Linked DNA regions of Homo sapiens: region 1 is linked to region 2. Evidence: chromatin loops called from intact Hi-C (ENCODE). Cell type or tissue: A673. All regions are shown on one strand.

Region 1 (8,000 bases), 110 kb after region 2:
GAGATCTAATGTACAGCATGGTGACTATACTTAATTGTACTATATTGTTTACTTGAATTTTGATAAAGAGCAGATTTTAACTGCCTTCATCCCACCCCCTACACACACACACACATACGGTAATTATGGGTGGTGATGGCTGTGATAATTAGATTACAGTAATCAGTACACAATGTATACATAGGTCAAATCAAGGTGTATACCCTGAATATATGCAATTTTTGTTTGTTCATTAAATATTTCAAAGTAAACTAAAACAATAAAAATCCGTGTTTCAAAACATTTTCTGCATGCTGAATACTGTTGTTATTCTTTTTTTTTTTTTTTTTTTTTGGTCTCTGTTGGTAAAAACGATGTATATCCTGATTTCTGTGTTCTTCATCTAATTTACTCCCTTGAACTTCACTTGTTTTAGGCAATGACTTTTAGGAAAATGGCCTTTACGATGCAAGCAGTAGCTTAAGCGAGCTCAGGGTGCTAAGTTGTGGTGAATAAATTTTGCACTTAAATTCCAGTTGTGGAACCAAGTATTAAAAATAAATAGGTGATTCAAAAAGCTTGCCAACACTTCATATTCTTTAATGCTACCAAAAATCATTGACAGCTACAGGATAGGGAACTGAGTTTTTTGTTTGTTTCTTTCATATTTCAATGTTTCTGACTTTATTCCCTGAAGCACTCATTAATCTGGCTTTAGTATATTCAGAAAACAACAACAACAAAAAGAATAAAGAAAAATTCTTTGTAATATCATTCTATTTTCCTGTCTGAGACTGAGAATTCCAGGAGGTAATTGAAGGATATGTGAACCCTCTATTCAGGGCCTTCAGAAAAGCCTCAAAAAGACCCCCCTCCTTGGGCAAGAAGAGACAACACTATCTGGGCAAGGGCAGCTGAGCATTGAAGTTTATCCTTTTGGCATTCCCCAACCTCATTATGATTCCACATGTTAACTTCTAGTTAACATTTTCCCACTTGAAAGCAGAATAAAAGCATAAAAAATATTCTTGGGCTTCAAATAGCTCTTGCCAAATACATTTTTAAATTTCAGTATCAGTACCTGAATGAGATAACAAACAAAAGTGGAATAACTCTCCAAAATATAAGTGAGTATATGTAGGAAAATGTGTTTCTTGTATTTTTATTTCAACATAAAATCACAGAATTTGACAACAAGAAGTTACTTTAAAAATTACCTGGTTCAGGCCAGGTGCAGTGGCTAATGCCTGTAATTTCAGCACTTTGGGAGGCCGAAGTGAGCAGATCACTTGAGGTCAGGAGTTCGAGATCAGCCTGGCCAACACTGCGAAACCCCATCTCTGCTAAAAATACAAAAATTAGCTGGGTGTGGTGGCAGGTGCCTGTAATCCCAGCTACTTGGGAGGCTGAGGCACAAGAATCACTTGAACCCGGGAGGCGGAGGTTGTAGTGAGCCGAGATTGCACCATTGCACTCCAGCCTGGGCAACAAGAGCAAAACTCCATCTCAAAAAAAAAAAAAAAACAAAAAACAACCTGGTTCAACTCTCTCATGTTATCTGTAAAGAAACTGAATTACAGATAAGTTAAGCAAAACATGCCAAGCCCCACAGCTACTTCATTCATTAATTTGTGTCCATTCATTCATTCATTCATTCACTTTACTCACTCACTTATCCCTTTAAAGAACACTTAAGGACAGCCCCTCTGTGCTCGCAGAGCTAGGTGTGGTATGCAGTGATGAGATGAACGAGATGGTCATGGTTCCTTGCAGTTTGGTGGGCTAAACTAGTCTAACTGTTTGATGATCTGAAACTTGAAATCAGACAGCTGTAAATGAAGACAGACTCCAGTGAGTGCTACAACAGAGGTACAAACTAAAAATTGATACTGAAGTCTGGACAAAAGAAAATGGGTGTGCTCTAAGATATGGAAATTCAGAAAGACCAGCTGGGGTTTTGAATGAGTTAATCTAGGATTCAACGTGGAAAGGAGAGTACACTGGGAGAGAAAGTTGGTAGGTGAAGAGTCCATTGTCTTGATAAGATTCTGTGCTTTCCGTTTTAAATACTGGGGAGTGACAGAAGATTTACTTCTAAAGACAACGAGGAGGAGAAAAAAGTTGTATCTTATTTTTGCCTAATTGTCCGCTGGGGCTGAAGGGGACACCATGCTCCTTGAAATCCCTTTTGATTACCTTTAATTCATCAGTTCGCTGCCACGAAATTGGAGCACCCTCAAAAGATTTCCACAAGGTTAGCTTGCTTACAGGAGATCAACCCTGACGTAAAACTCAGTCACTTCTTTGGTTTACATAGAAAAATAAATCATTCATTTCAAGTCTTTGAGTTTAGCAGGTTATCTGAATACCTTTTGGTGAAACGGGGGGGTGGAGATGGGTGGGGGGTATTTACCTATTTACCATTACCCTTTTCCTCTTTAATCTTTCAACTCCACCTCATCTCTCACCTACTCCCTCCTGGCTAGTCCTTGACCTCTAAATTCTCTTCTCTTTATCATGTAGAACTGTTTCTTTGCTGAAGTACAGTCATACACCTCATAATGACATTTCTATCAATGACAGAACGCATATATGACTGTTCCCATAAAATTATAATACTGTACTTTTACTGTAATTTTTTTAATGTTCAGGTATCTCTAGACTCACAAATACTTACCATTGTGTTACAATTGCCAACAGTATTCAGAACAGTAACCTGCTGTACAGGTTTGTAGCCGAGAAGCAATGGGCTACAGCATATGGCCTAGGTGTGTAGTAGGCTATGAGGATTAGTAATGTTGTTCATTTCTTCATATGTCTGTGGGCCACTTGTATGTGTTTTTTGAGAAGTGTCTGTTCATATCCTTTGCCCTCTTTTTATTGGGGTTGTTTTTTCTTGTTGAGGTGTTGCAGTTTCTTATAGATGTGTGTAAGCGCACTCTATGTTTGCAGAATGACAAAATCACCTAATGACTCAATTCTCAGGATGCATTCCTGTCTATAAGCAACACGCGATTGCACTGACACCAACCTAGACCGGGAAAGGGAGTGTGGGACGGTGCTTGAGAGCCCAGCTCCAATCCCAGCTCTGCTCCTATTGATTGTGTAAATTATGCAACCACTAGGAGGCTCCATATCCTTGCCCATAAAATGGGGAAAACAACAGTACCTATCTCAGGATTTTTGGAAGGGTTTAAACACATACAGCTTACAAAGTCTAAAACACAGGAAGTGCTCAATGAATACTTTTGTTGTGTTACTGTTACTTCTCCAAACACTTATCAATGTATGTTTAAACATAATTACCTTTAAAAAATCTGTGCTATTTAAAATCTTTTAAATAACTATGTAAGTAATACACATGCACAGTTTGCCTCTTAATGAAAAATATCTGCCTTCTGCCCCACATTTTCTAAAGTGTGATTCCCTTCCCAAACTAACTTCTCTTTCTTCCAGTATACTGTTGTTTATTGATCACAAATGTGAGACATTGCTGCATTATAAAGAATGAGGTTTTTAGCACTTCAAATTATTTATGTATTATTTACAATAATTTTGGCTTTTATTTCAGATTTAAGGAGTGCATGTGCACCTGGGCTTACTGCATGACACTAAGGTTTGGGGTATGAATCTTATCACCCAGCTAGTGAGCATAAGACCTAATAGGTAGCTTTGTGAGCCCTTGGACTCCCACCTCTCTTCCTGCTCTAGCAGTCCCCAGATCTTCCCATTTTTTATGTCCATATGTACCCAATGTTTAGCTCTTACTTGTAAGTGAGAACAAGTGGTATTTGGTTTTATGTTCCTGCCTTAATTCACATAGGATAATGACCTCCAGTTGCACCCATGTTGCTGCAAAAATATAATTTCATTGTTTTTTTATGGCTGCATAGCATTCCATGGTATATATGTACCACATTTTCTTTATCCAGGGTAAACAGAAAACCTACAGAATGGGAGAAAATCTTCACAAACTCCAACATCCAACAAAGGTCTGATATTCAATATCTATAAGAAACTGCAATAACTCAACAAGAAAAAACAAATAACCCCATTAAAAAGTGGGCAAAGGATATGAACAGACACTTCTTAAAAAAACACGTACAAGTGGCCCACAAACATATGAAGAAATGATCAACATTACTAATTCTCACAGACATGCAAATCAAAACCACAATGAGATACCATCTCACATCAGTCAGAATAGCTATTATTAAAAGGCCAAAAAATAGCAGATGTCAGGGCTTGAAGGAAAGGAACACTTAGAAACTGTTGATGGGAAAAATACATTAATTCAGCCACTGTGAAAAGCAGTTTGGAGGTTTCTCAAATAATTTAAAACTACCATTCAACCCAGCAATCCCATTGCTGAGTATAAACCCAAAGGAAAATAAGTCATTCTGCCACAAAGACACATGCACTTGAATGTTCACAGCAGCACTATTCACAATATTTCCTTTACCTACAATTTGTTCTTACCGATTTAATTTTTACCATATGCGGATGGAATCACCCTAGGTGCTCATCAATGGTGGATTTGTTAAAAATTTATTTTTACTGATACATATTAGATGTACCTGTGTTTAGGGTACATGTGATAATTTGATACATTCACATAATTAAATCAAAGTAACTGAAATATCTATCACCTTCAATATTTATATTTTGTTTATGCTAGAAACATTTGAATTCTTTTCCTCTAGCGATTTTGAAGTGTAGAATTGATTAATGTTAACTCTAGTCACCCTACTGATCTATTGAACACCAGGTCTTATTTCTTCTATCTAAGTGATCTAAGTGTATAATTTTACTTATTAATCAGCCTTTTATATTCCCCCACTCCACCTTTATTTATTTATTTATTTTGAGACAGGGTCTGACTCTGTTGCCCAGGCTGGAGTGCTGTGGTATAATCTTGGCTCACTGCAGCCTCAACTTCCTGGGCTCAGGTGGTCCTCCCACCTTAGCCTCCTCAGTAGCTGGGACTACAGGTGCCACCAACACACCAGGCTAATTTTTGTATATTTTGTAGAGACAGGGTTTTGCTATGTTGTCCAGGCTGGTTTTGAACTCCTGGGCCCAAGCAATCCTCCACCTCGGCCTCCCAAAGTGCTGGGATTATAGGTATGAGCCACTGCACCTGGCCACCCACTCCACTTTCTCTACCTCTTCTCAGAATTGTTATATCACAATTTTGGGCAAATGAATATTTAGTGTTTGCCTTGTTGTGATCAGGTAATTATTGTTCAGTAGGGACTACATTGTATATTGTAATATTTCCTTTACCTAAAACTTGTTTTTATTGATTTAATTTTTGCCTTATGCAGCAGATTGACTTATTGTTCATTCAATATTCATTCTTTTCTATATCCATAGGAAAAAATCTACTTTTCTGCCCCTTAACTTTGAGTTTGGCTGCATGACTTGCTTTGGCTAAGGGGATGTTAATCAATGAAATGCAAGCAAGAATTTGAAATATGCCTGTGTGGTGGACTTGTCCTCTTTGTGCTTATGCCTGCCATTGCCCTGATAAGAACGTGCTCTGAGGCTAGACCACTGGTTCAAGTGGGGTTGAAAGACACACAGAACACCCAGATCCAGAAACGCCTGCCTAGCCTAGGTAAGCTGCTCCCCTGACCCCACTGTAAAACAACCTGAAGACCCAGGTGAAGTACACTGCTGTCTACTGCTATTATTAGAACTCAATGGTTGATTCTTGTCTTAGTCTGTTCAGGCTGCTATAACACAATACCTTACACTGGAAAATATTTAAATAAAACAAATATATTTCTCAGAGTTCTGAAGGTTGGGAAGTCCAAAATCAGGACACTGGCAGATTTCCTGTCTGGCGAGGGCCTGGTCCTCATAAATGCCTTCTTGCTTCATCCTCACCTACTCACCTAGCAGCTCCCTTAGGCCTCTTTTGTACTGGCACAAATCCTATTGATGAGAGTTCAGCCTTCATGACCTAATCAACCCCCAAACGCCCCACCTTCTATCTCCACTGCCCTGGAGATCATTTTGACATATGAATTTTGGAGTGACACAAACATTTAGACCATACCAATTCTAGCCCAACAAAAGCGAGCTCCAATAAGTATTTTTCTCTATTTTCTGTTTCAATATAATAAAAGGTGGTGTGGATTTGAAGATTATGAGAGCCAAAAATGTAAAATTTAATTGAAGTATTGGAAGATAAAGTCAAGGGGGATTTTCCAGAAAGAACAAAAAGAAAAAAAAAAGAGGAAATAATAAAAAATCTAAAGCCCAATTCAAGAAATCCAACATCCAATCTATTTTCTACTGGCAATGGTAGAGTTAGAACATTGGAAATAGAGGGGACAGAATGAATAAAACATAAGAAAATATTTCAGATCTGAAAAGTTTTGCTTAAAAGAGCTCACAAAATAGGCCAATGCTAATTCTTAGCATCATGAAATTCTAGAATACCAGGGATAAAGAGAGGATTATCATGGCTTCCAGTTTAAACAACAGCCACACAAACAAACAAAAAGAATCAGAACAATATAACACTGTTCAATAGCAGTGCTGGAAGCCAAAAGACATCAGAGCAATATCATTGAATTTTGAGTAAAATAATTTTTTTTGCAACCTGGAAGTCTATACGAGTCAACCTATCAATCAAAAGTGAGGGTTAGAATGAGACTCTTTTCAAATAAGCAATACCTAAAGCTGTCTCCCATCCACACTTTTTAAGAATGATAAACATTCTAGATATTTCTTTATTTGTGGAGAGGTTACTTTTTTCCCTAAAACTTTTTCTCTTTCTTTCTTTGGAGTCTTGATGTTTTGTTTTATTCCTTTTATGTTAGAGAGTTTAAAAACTCTGTCCTTTGTTATACATTTATATTTAAGAATGATGAACAGATTTGAGGCCCCTGAGTGGTGCTTGTTAACTAATGGATTTCTCTCTAGGTTGATTGGAAGGGACCCAGTCATATCCTTAGAAGACTTCTTACTATAGTCTGTATAGTAAGAGCTAATCTGTTCAGGCTGCCATACAAAATATAATATATTAGATGAGCGGCTTAAGCAATAGAAATTTATTTTCTCATTGTTGTGGAGGCTAGATGTCCTAGATCAGGGTGCCTGCTGACTTGATTCCTGCTGAAGGCTCTCTTTCTGACTCGTAGACAGCCATCTTCTTGCTGTGTTATCACCTGGTGGAAAGAGAGCTCTTATCTCTCTTCCCCCTGGTGTCTCTTCTTCTTTTCATAAGGGCAATCTCCCTATAAAATCAGGACCCCATTCTCATAACCTCATTTAACCTTTATCACCACCCAAAGCCCCTATCTCTGTACTTGATCTTAGACAAAAAGCTGAGAAGCAATAGGCCCTATTTCCAAATACAGTCATGCTGAGATTAGGGCTTTAGCATATTAATTTCACAGGAATGCAAGCATTCAGTCTACAATGTATAGGTTGTACTTCCTGCAACAAATCTGTTTGTCCAGAGAGGAATTCTTTAATTTATTGCCTGGGCATGTGTGTTAAAATCTGGCTTACAGCATTCTTGGATCTTGGTGGTACACAGGGGCTGGGGGGAGTGTCTTAGTGGATAGATTTTCACTTAAACTCATTTTTCAGGCCTATAATTTCCCCTACCTTTCTCTGGATGCTGGCCAGCATTACTATGGAATAAACCTTTAGTCCCTCTGATTTATTGAAAAACTACTGGTTGAGTCCTGGTTATGTGCCTGCTACTTCACTAAGTCTAAAACCTATTTTCAAATTATTAGTTATTTCCTGGATTTTTAGATGTGAAATGACTTGGCATTTCCCTCTGAAGTCTTGTAATGTATTTAGCATTCTTATCTGTGCTACAATACATTTGGTTTCCATTTTCTGAAAATTTCACATCTCTCATCCATTGTCCCATTTTCTTTGTCCTTTGTGGTTTTATACATTGTTTGTTCTACTTTAAGTGTGGTTTCAGGAGGGAACAGAGATAAATTAATGTATTTAATCACCTATGTTTAGTGCATTGCTTCAAACATTTC
Region 2 (8,000 bases):
TCATCCATGTCCCTGCAAAGGACCTGAACTCATTCTTTTTTATGGCTGCATAGTATTCCATGGTGTATATGTGCCATCTTTTCTTTATCTAATGACTGGTGTTCTTATAAGAAGGAAACACGAGGCAGGCAAATGCATAGAGGAAAGAGCATGTGAGGACACAGTGGGAAGGTGCCATCTGCCAGCCAGGGAGCAAGACCTCAGAAGGAATGGGAGCACCTTGATCTTGGACTTCTAGCCTCCAAAACTGTGAGTAAACAAGTTGTTTAAGCCACACAGTCTGGTATTTTGTTATGGCGGCCCTAGTAAACTAATACAGCAGATAGACTACTCACTAGGTCTAAAAATGTGCCATGCTTTCCTTTCTCTGTGATTTTACTTTTACCTAACTACTCTAAAATTCCTTTTCTATCCCTACAACTGGACAATTTTACCCCCTCATACTTTAGAATTTACTGCAGATATCATTATTTTCTTGTACTCTTTTTTGAGTTTCTCCCACCGACTCTTGCCCTCCACACTGGAAAAGATAGGCTTCCAAAATTCCATTGATGCATGCCTATTAATTATCCTCCTCTTGCAAATGTAGACTAGGGTTTTCAGAACTTGGGCTGGAGATGGAAAAGGTGAAGGAACCATGGATCATTGGAGGTAATTGTGGTTTGTTTTTAGAATGAAAGAGGCTGACATCTGACTGAGAAGATGGTCCTAGGGGAAAGAGAAATGAAGAATCAGAAGAAAATTGGTATTTGCTGAAGCCAGTTGCTTAAGGAGGAAGAGGAGGGATGAAAGAGCAGACAGAGAGGGAGGTTGACATTATAATGAGAAACAGCTCCTGTTCTGAGACTGGAGGAGAGGATGTGAGGAAGACAATGGTCTTGCTAAATTTTCTTTGTTTTTATTTCTAAAATCATTAAGAGCATGAGCTCCGGAGTGTGAGACAAACTCACCCGTCCAAACCCAAAGGATGAACTCGGAGACCTGGAGAACAGCGTGAGACTTTTAATGAGGACCTTGCAAGATCGGGTGTCTGATAGGCAGGCACACCCAGCACAGTTTCCACAAGCAATTTAACCCCTAGAGCACAGGTCCCTCCCCTGGTTCCTCCCTCGTAGGCTGAGTACTATGGGGGTCACAGTCTTCCCAGATGTCACCTATTGTTGCACAGGGGCTCCAGGTGTTTTTTTTTTTTAGGGTTGTCTTGCTGCATTTTGTTGCAGCCCACAATGCATTGCAATCCTAGTTAGCTCAAGGGCTCTTCAAGTATTTGACTTATGACTTAAGTAGCTGGGCAGGCTGATAACAGACAAAACGAGCTATTTTGCAGGCTAGTAAACTTTCATCTTAGACTAAACTTCTTCGGTTTGGGTAAAGGCAACTAAGTTGCCGCGGGGGAAGGGGGAGGCTGACAAGCAGGCATCGGCTATCCAAGCAGGGGCCTAGTATACTCTGTTTCTTCTGTAGTTTGCTGACCTAAGCCGGTTCAAGGCACTTTGTCTTGGAAATGGACCACTGTATACATTATTTCATTCAGGTGCCAGACTCCTGTATCCCTCTACCCTTTATGCTGGATCTGTGACTTGGATGGCTTTTTTTTTTTTTTTTTTTTTTTTTTTTTGAGACGGAGGCTCGCTCTTTTGCCCAGGCGGGACTGCAGTGGCACTATCTCGGCTCACTGCAAGCTCCACCTCCCGGGTTCACGCCATTCTCCTGCCTCAGCCTCCCGAGTAGCTGGGACTACAGGCGCCCGCCACCGCGCCCGGCTAATTTTTTGTATTTTTAGTGGAGACGGGGTTTCACCGTGTTAGCCAAGATGGTCTCAATCTCCTGACCTCGTGATCCGCCCGCCTCGGCCTCCCAAAGTGCTGGGATTACAGGCGTGAGCCACCGCGCCCGGCCTGGATGGCTTTTTATTTGATTCAGTGTTAGTGTTTCCATGTCTACAATGGGTACAAATCCTCACTATCATCAAAGGATTAAATGGATAACACATGTAAATTACATGTGTAGTACAGAACCCAACAAAAGCAATTTTTTTTTTTAAATAATTCTTGTCAATATCCCCCAGCTGAAGACCACCAGGACCATGATTATAGTTGAACAAATTTGGTTGATGCCGCCTTGGAAAGAAAACGCACTCCCTGGGAAAGCATGGAGTGTCTCAGAGAATTTTAGAGAGAATTTATTATAGGATATGAGCTTGTGTTAGGTTAGGTTTAGGGACTTTGCTCTATATTGGACGCTATCAGGAAGTGAGGATAATTCTGCATCATGGGGTACTTCATAAATTATCCATAGGGACAGCAGACTAGAGCAAGCCTAACATGACTGGCAAAGGAGCAGCTGTCACTCATATCAGCCAAGAGATGGGGTTGTTTCGTCATTTTTATGGATTGGACAATGCTCACGTTCTGTCTGTTCAGACATGATTCTAGCGTGCTCTTGTTTTTGGTCTTGATCTCCATCATGATCACAGAGTAGCCTTGTTTATGTTGATGTTCTGTGAAGTTGTGTTCAACTGGAAAACACCAAGGCCTGGCTCTGAGTATCAGGCCAGTAGAAACACCAAGACCCGAGTAATTAATGCCTGATGACTTTGCTTTCTGGTGATGTCTGCTGAGAATGAGGTGTTTTTTGCGGAGAGAATAGTCACTGAAGAGAATCATATAGGGCTGATGGGCAGCATCAGCGGTGCAGCCAAAGTTGGAGTTGATGGAGTTACTGGAGCGATCGGCATTCTGATTGTGTGATTCTCTCCCATAGGGCTAGGCTGTGCAGCACTGGTGTGGAGAAGGCACATCCTAACACTGGCCCTGGGCTGGGGGTTTACAAAGAGATCAGGACAAAGGACAGGAGTTCAGAGTTGAAAGTGCCAGGGAGCACAGATCTGTTGGTTCCCTGTGAGGAATGGGCTATTCCATGAATAAAGACAGAATATGAAAAGACTAACCACCAAGAAAAGAGGAGGCTAGATATCTTTTAGAGAATGTTCTGAGCTGAAGCCCTGCTGGGTGATGGGAAGATCGTTGGCTGGAAAGAGCCTAGGCCATTTGGAAATAAGGAGGTTGGGGAAAAATGGAAAATCTTGCAAGAAGGTCCACGAAAGTAGACTTTGAATTCTCCTTGGGACTCTGTGGATTTGTCAAACATCCTGCTTTTTCCAAGACAGGATGCAGGTGAAGTGACAAGTGCTTCTATCTCTGTCCACTGGGATCATCACCTTTTCCTGTTTGGATAGATAACATTTTCTCATATTCCATTTTAAAAATCTTTTCCACCTCAAGTGCCTTTTGGCACTGCTTTAGCAGTTTGCTGTGTGGGCTGTACAGCAGCTTTGCTGCTGCCCCAATGTTTCATAGAGATGTTTGTGATGGAGCACTATGTTTTTAACTTATCTTCCCAGGGCTGTGGCCCAAGTTCACGGAGGAGAGATGAGGTCGGGAAAAATGTGGCTAGTACACATCTACAGTGTTCACAACAGTCTGCCTCCTCTGTCAGGGACTCATTGTCTTTGGAATAAGCCCCATAGGACCTGGAGGCTGCTGCTGGACCTCAGTAATGTCCACAAAGACCTGCAACCTCAGGAGTGTTATTGTCCCTTTTCAATCAGGTCCTACCACCAGGAGACGAAGCTTCTCTTCTTACTCGGAGCTTCTCCAAAATGTGGCATGTTAGAGTGCTCTAAATAGTGAATTAATTGATTGATTGATGGAGTAAATACATGAATGAATGAATACTAACATGGCTCATGACTTTAACATTGATTTTCAAACTCAGCTTTATGGAGTCTCAGCTATTTTTCAAAGCTCAGTGAGTGAGGAGCTGAGTACACGGAATCCTGTCTTCCACACTGCACTTTAGCCAGAGGAGTGCCATTAAAAACACTTTTTTTGTCTTTGATTTTAGCCTCCAAGTAAAAAGCATTTGAAGAAAAATTTTTTGAATCTTGAGATAGAGAGATAGAGAGTTAGATAGATAGATAGCAAGAAACCACTGGCTGCAAGAATGAAGTTCTGCATTTAATTGTGCAAAATCTGGTCATGATCTATTCGTCCACACTTGTTTTCCCTCACTCTATCACATGAATTCTTTGTTTAGTTTATCTTGTATGATGTGTCCAGATATGCCCTTTCTAATCTCTACACTTTTGTTCCCCCACGCTCTATCCTTTAACCCCAGGTCATATTATAAATCTTCTCTGATCTCCATGGCCAGATGTGCTCACTCCTTACGCTGAATTCCAATAGCATTTATTGTGTCTCAAGGCCCATCCTTTATGTTGCATGTTTTACCTCTTCAACCAGATTGTTCCTCCTTCCCTTCCCCTTCCTTCCTTCCTTCTTTCCTTCCTTCGTTCCTTCCTTCCTTCCTTCCTTCCTTCCTTCCTTCCTTCCTTCCTTCCTTCCGGCTTTGCTCTTTGCTTTAGATGGAATACTCTCAGGAAGTGAGAATAATTTTATATGATTGGGTGTCTTCATAAATTATCCATTGAGAAAGCAAACTAGAGCAAGGTTAAAGTTGTAATTGGTAAAGGAGCAGCTGTCACTCATACCAGCCAGGAGAGGGGGCTGTTTAGTCACTTTCGTGGCTTGGACAACGCTCATGTTGTGTCTGTTCAGATGGCCGTATGGTGATTTTTTTGTTTTGTTTTGTCTTTTGTCTTGGCCCACATCATGATCACAGAGTAGCCTTGTTTGTGTTGATGTTCACTGGGTGCCTGTTATGGGCCAGGCGTGTTGCTAGGTACTGGGATTCATAAAAGGGAAGACAGACATCTCTCCCTCACGGTTTACAATTTAGTGAGGGTTGGGGAGTATATCAATCGAGGTTCAAACAATGAACGGAGTAAGTAGAAAACATAAAGACATTTACTGTAAGGAATTGTCTTCCAGGATTCTGAGGCTGACTAGGCAAGTCTGAAATTCTTAGGGAAGGCCATCAGGATAAGTGTCAGCTGAAACTTTTGCCACAGGCAGAATATCTCATTCTCCTGAGAGGCTTTTATTCTTCTCTTTAGATCTTTCAGCTGAGTGAATCAGGGCCATTCAGACTGTGTACGATAATTGCCCTTACCTAAAGTCAGCTGATTATGGATTTTAATCACCTCTACAAAATACCTTCATAAGACCCAGTACAGTGGCTCATGCCTATAATCACAACATTTTGGGAGGCCAAGGTGGGAGAAATCTGCTGTTAATCAGATAGGTTTTCCTTTATAGGTTACTTGATGCTTTGCCTCGTAGCTCTTAAGATTCTTTCCTTTGTCTTGACTTTAGATAACCTGATGACAATGTGCCTAGGCGATGATCTTTTTGTGATGAATTTCCCAGGTGTTCTTTGAGCAAGGCCGGGGAAAGTTTTTTCGATTATTCCCCCAAATATGTTTTCCAAACTTTTAAATTTCCTCAGGAATGCTGATCTTTCTCAGGAATGCCAATTATTCTCATATTTGGTCATTTAACATAATCCCAAACTTCTTGGGGGTTTGCTCATTTTCAAAATTCTTTTTTCTTGTCTTTGTTGGATTGGGTTATTCCAAAAACCTTGTCTTTGAGCTCTGAAGTTCTTTCTTCTGCTTGTTCAATTCTATTCCTGAGACTCTCAAGTATGTTTTGCATTTCTCTAAGTGTGTCCTTTATTTCCTGAAGTTGTGATTGTTATTTATGCTACCTGTTTCACTGAAGATTTCTCCCCTCATATCTTGTATCATTTATTTGATTTCCTTAAGTTGGACTTCACCTTTCTCTGGTGCCTGCTTGAATAGCTTAATAATTGACCTTCTGAATTCTTTTTCTGGCAATTCAGATTTTTCTTCTTGGTTTGGATCCATTGCTGGTGAGCTAATGCGACTTTTTGGGGTGTTAAAGAACCTTCTCTTGTCATATTACCAGAATTGTTTTCCTGGTTCCTTCTCATGCGGGTAGGCTATGTCAGAGGGGAGATCTGGAGCTCAAGGCTGCTGTTCAGACTCTTGTGCCACGGGGTACTCCCTTGATGTAATATTCCCCCTCTTTCCCTAGGGATGTGGCTTTCTGAGAGCCAAACTGTAGTGATTGTTATTTCTCTTCTGAATCTAGCCAGCAAGCAGGGCTGCCAGGCTCTGGGCTGGTACTGGGGGTGTCTGCACAGAGTCCTGTGAGGTGAACTGTGTTCAGTTCTCTCAGCTGTGGATACCAGCACGGTATTTGAGATGTCTCCTGGATCCTGCAGGAGGAATCCACTTCCTTCAAAGGGTCTGTGGATTCTCTTGGCTTTTCTGGTATACTCCTGCAGTAGTTTTTGGAGCAATAGTCCACAATGCTAGTCTCCACATTCTGCTCTGTCTATCCAGAGTGGGAGCTGCACTTTAGTACTGCCTCCTATCTGCCATTTTTTTTTCAGTCACCTGTCAGTTGAGAAATGTGTTTCTATTTTCCTTTGGATAACTGGAAGCTAACTAATGTTAAGTTTAATTTTTAATTTAATGTTTAATATTAAGACTACTTAAAAGACTTATCCCAGGAGCTTAATGCAATTATTAAAGTCATTGAATCTGAAACTAGGGAACTTTAAAAATACCAGTGCCTGGGCTCCACTGTGGACCAATTAAATCAGAATCTCTGACAGTTAGGGCCCTGACCTTGGTAGTTTGAAAATGTTCCCAGGTGATTCTGATATAGCCAAGGTTGAGAATAAATGCTCTAAATATATTTGAATTTTTTGGTTTTCCTGTTTTATACATGTTTTGATATTGAAATGATCATTCTATCATCTTTGGAAATAAATGCCTTCATAAATTGGAAATAACTAATTATTTCGGTAAAAATAAATACATGTTATTAAAGCCACTGAGACACTTGAAATCACCTTCCTAGACTGTAAGCACATGGAGGGCAGGTACCACGTGTTACTTAGACATTCATTAGGATAGGCAAGGTTGTGCTATAGAAACAAACAAACACGAAATACACAAATTGCTCCCCTCTCAATTCTTAGATGATTCACAAAACAGAAGTTTATTTCTCACTTCTGTAAAGTAAGCCTGCTGTGCTCTAGGTGACTCTTCAGGCCACCAGTTCTCTGTGGATGACTCATGTGCTGCTCCACATCAACACATGGTCTCAGGATCACTGAGACAAGGGCAGAGAGGTTGTAGAGTTCAGAACTGACAACTGACACATGACACTTCTGTTCAGTTTTTTTGGTCACCTAGCCATACATAACTTCAAAAAAAGGGGGAAAGGGCTGTGCACAGTGGCTCAAGCCTGTAATCCCAAAACTTTGGGATATCAAGGTGGGAGGATCACTTGAGTCCAGGAGTTCAAGACCAGTCTGGGCAACATAGTGAGACCTTGTCTCTACAAAAAAAAAAAAAAAAAAAAAAAGAAAGAAAGAAAGAAAAAAAAGAAAAAAAATTAGCGAGGCAGGTGGCATGTGCCTGTAGTCTCAGCTATTCAGGAGACTGAGAGGTGAGGATTACATGGGCCCAGGAGTTTGAGCCTGCAGTGAGCTATGATTGTGCCACTGCACTTCAATCTGGGCAACAGAGTGAGACCTTGTCTCTATAAAAAAGGTGGGGAGGAATGTAATCCTTTGAGTACATGGAAGTTGAAGAAAAATAGATACTGATTAACATTAGTAATATCTAGCCTGTTTGGTTTTATATTTCTGCACTTAACCTAATAACTCTCATAGTGTGAGAGCTTACTAGATATTCAGGAATCCACATTAAGTTACCCTCTCTTATCCTTACAGGATATGTTCCAGTCGCCAGTGGATGCCTGAAACCTATATATATAATATTGAGCCCTGTATATACTATGTTTTTCCTGTACATGCATACTATGATGAAGTTTAATTTATAAATTAGGCACAGTAAGAGACTAACAATGATAATTAATAATAAAATAGAACAGTTAGAAAAGCTATCACAATATACTGTAATAAAAATTATGTGAATGTGATCTGTCTTTTCCCTCAGCTACTAAGTGACGGAGGGCAGGTAGTGTCTACAGTCACAT

The links. Hi-C counts contacts between places; a loop is a spot of excess contacts. Peaks named below come from ENCODE experiments on the same cell type or tissue, not always from the same donor. Only the 100,000 strongest peaks of a DNase experiment are listed, where the experiment ranks them.
Region 1: a loop joins it to region 2, with 2.7 times the contacts of the local background. A loop is called at or near these places in 7 of 110 quality-filtered maps.

Annotation. Positions count from the first base shown.
Region 1 is chr2:228,045,980-228,053,979 of GRCh38, forward strand. The region is part of intron 3 of SPHKAP (SPHK1 interactor, AKAP domain containing); the gene reads right to left. Among named protein-coding and RNA genes, the nearest start is that of SPHKAP, 130 kb to the right of the region's middle. In A673, a CTCF peak has its summit at 3,086 (motif pointing right); a DNase peak (open chromatin) is centred at 3,102; H3K27ac peaks cover 473 bases.
Region 2 is chr2:227,935,164-227,943,163 of GRCh38, forward strand. No RefSeq gene overlaps it. Among named protein-coding and RNA genes, the nearest start is that of DAW1, 68 kb to the left of the region's middle. In A673, a CTCF peak has its summit at 4,564 (motif pointing right); DNase peaks (open chromatin) are centred at 4,268 and 4,548; H3K27ac peaks cover 7,098 bases.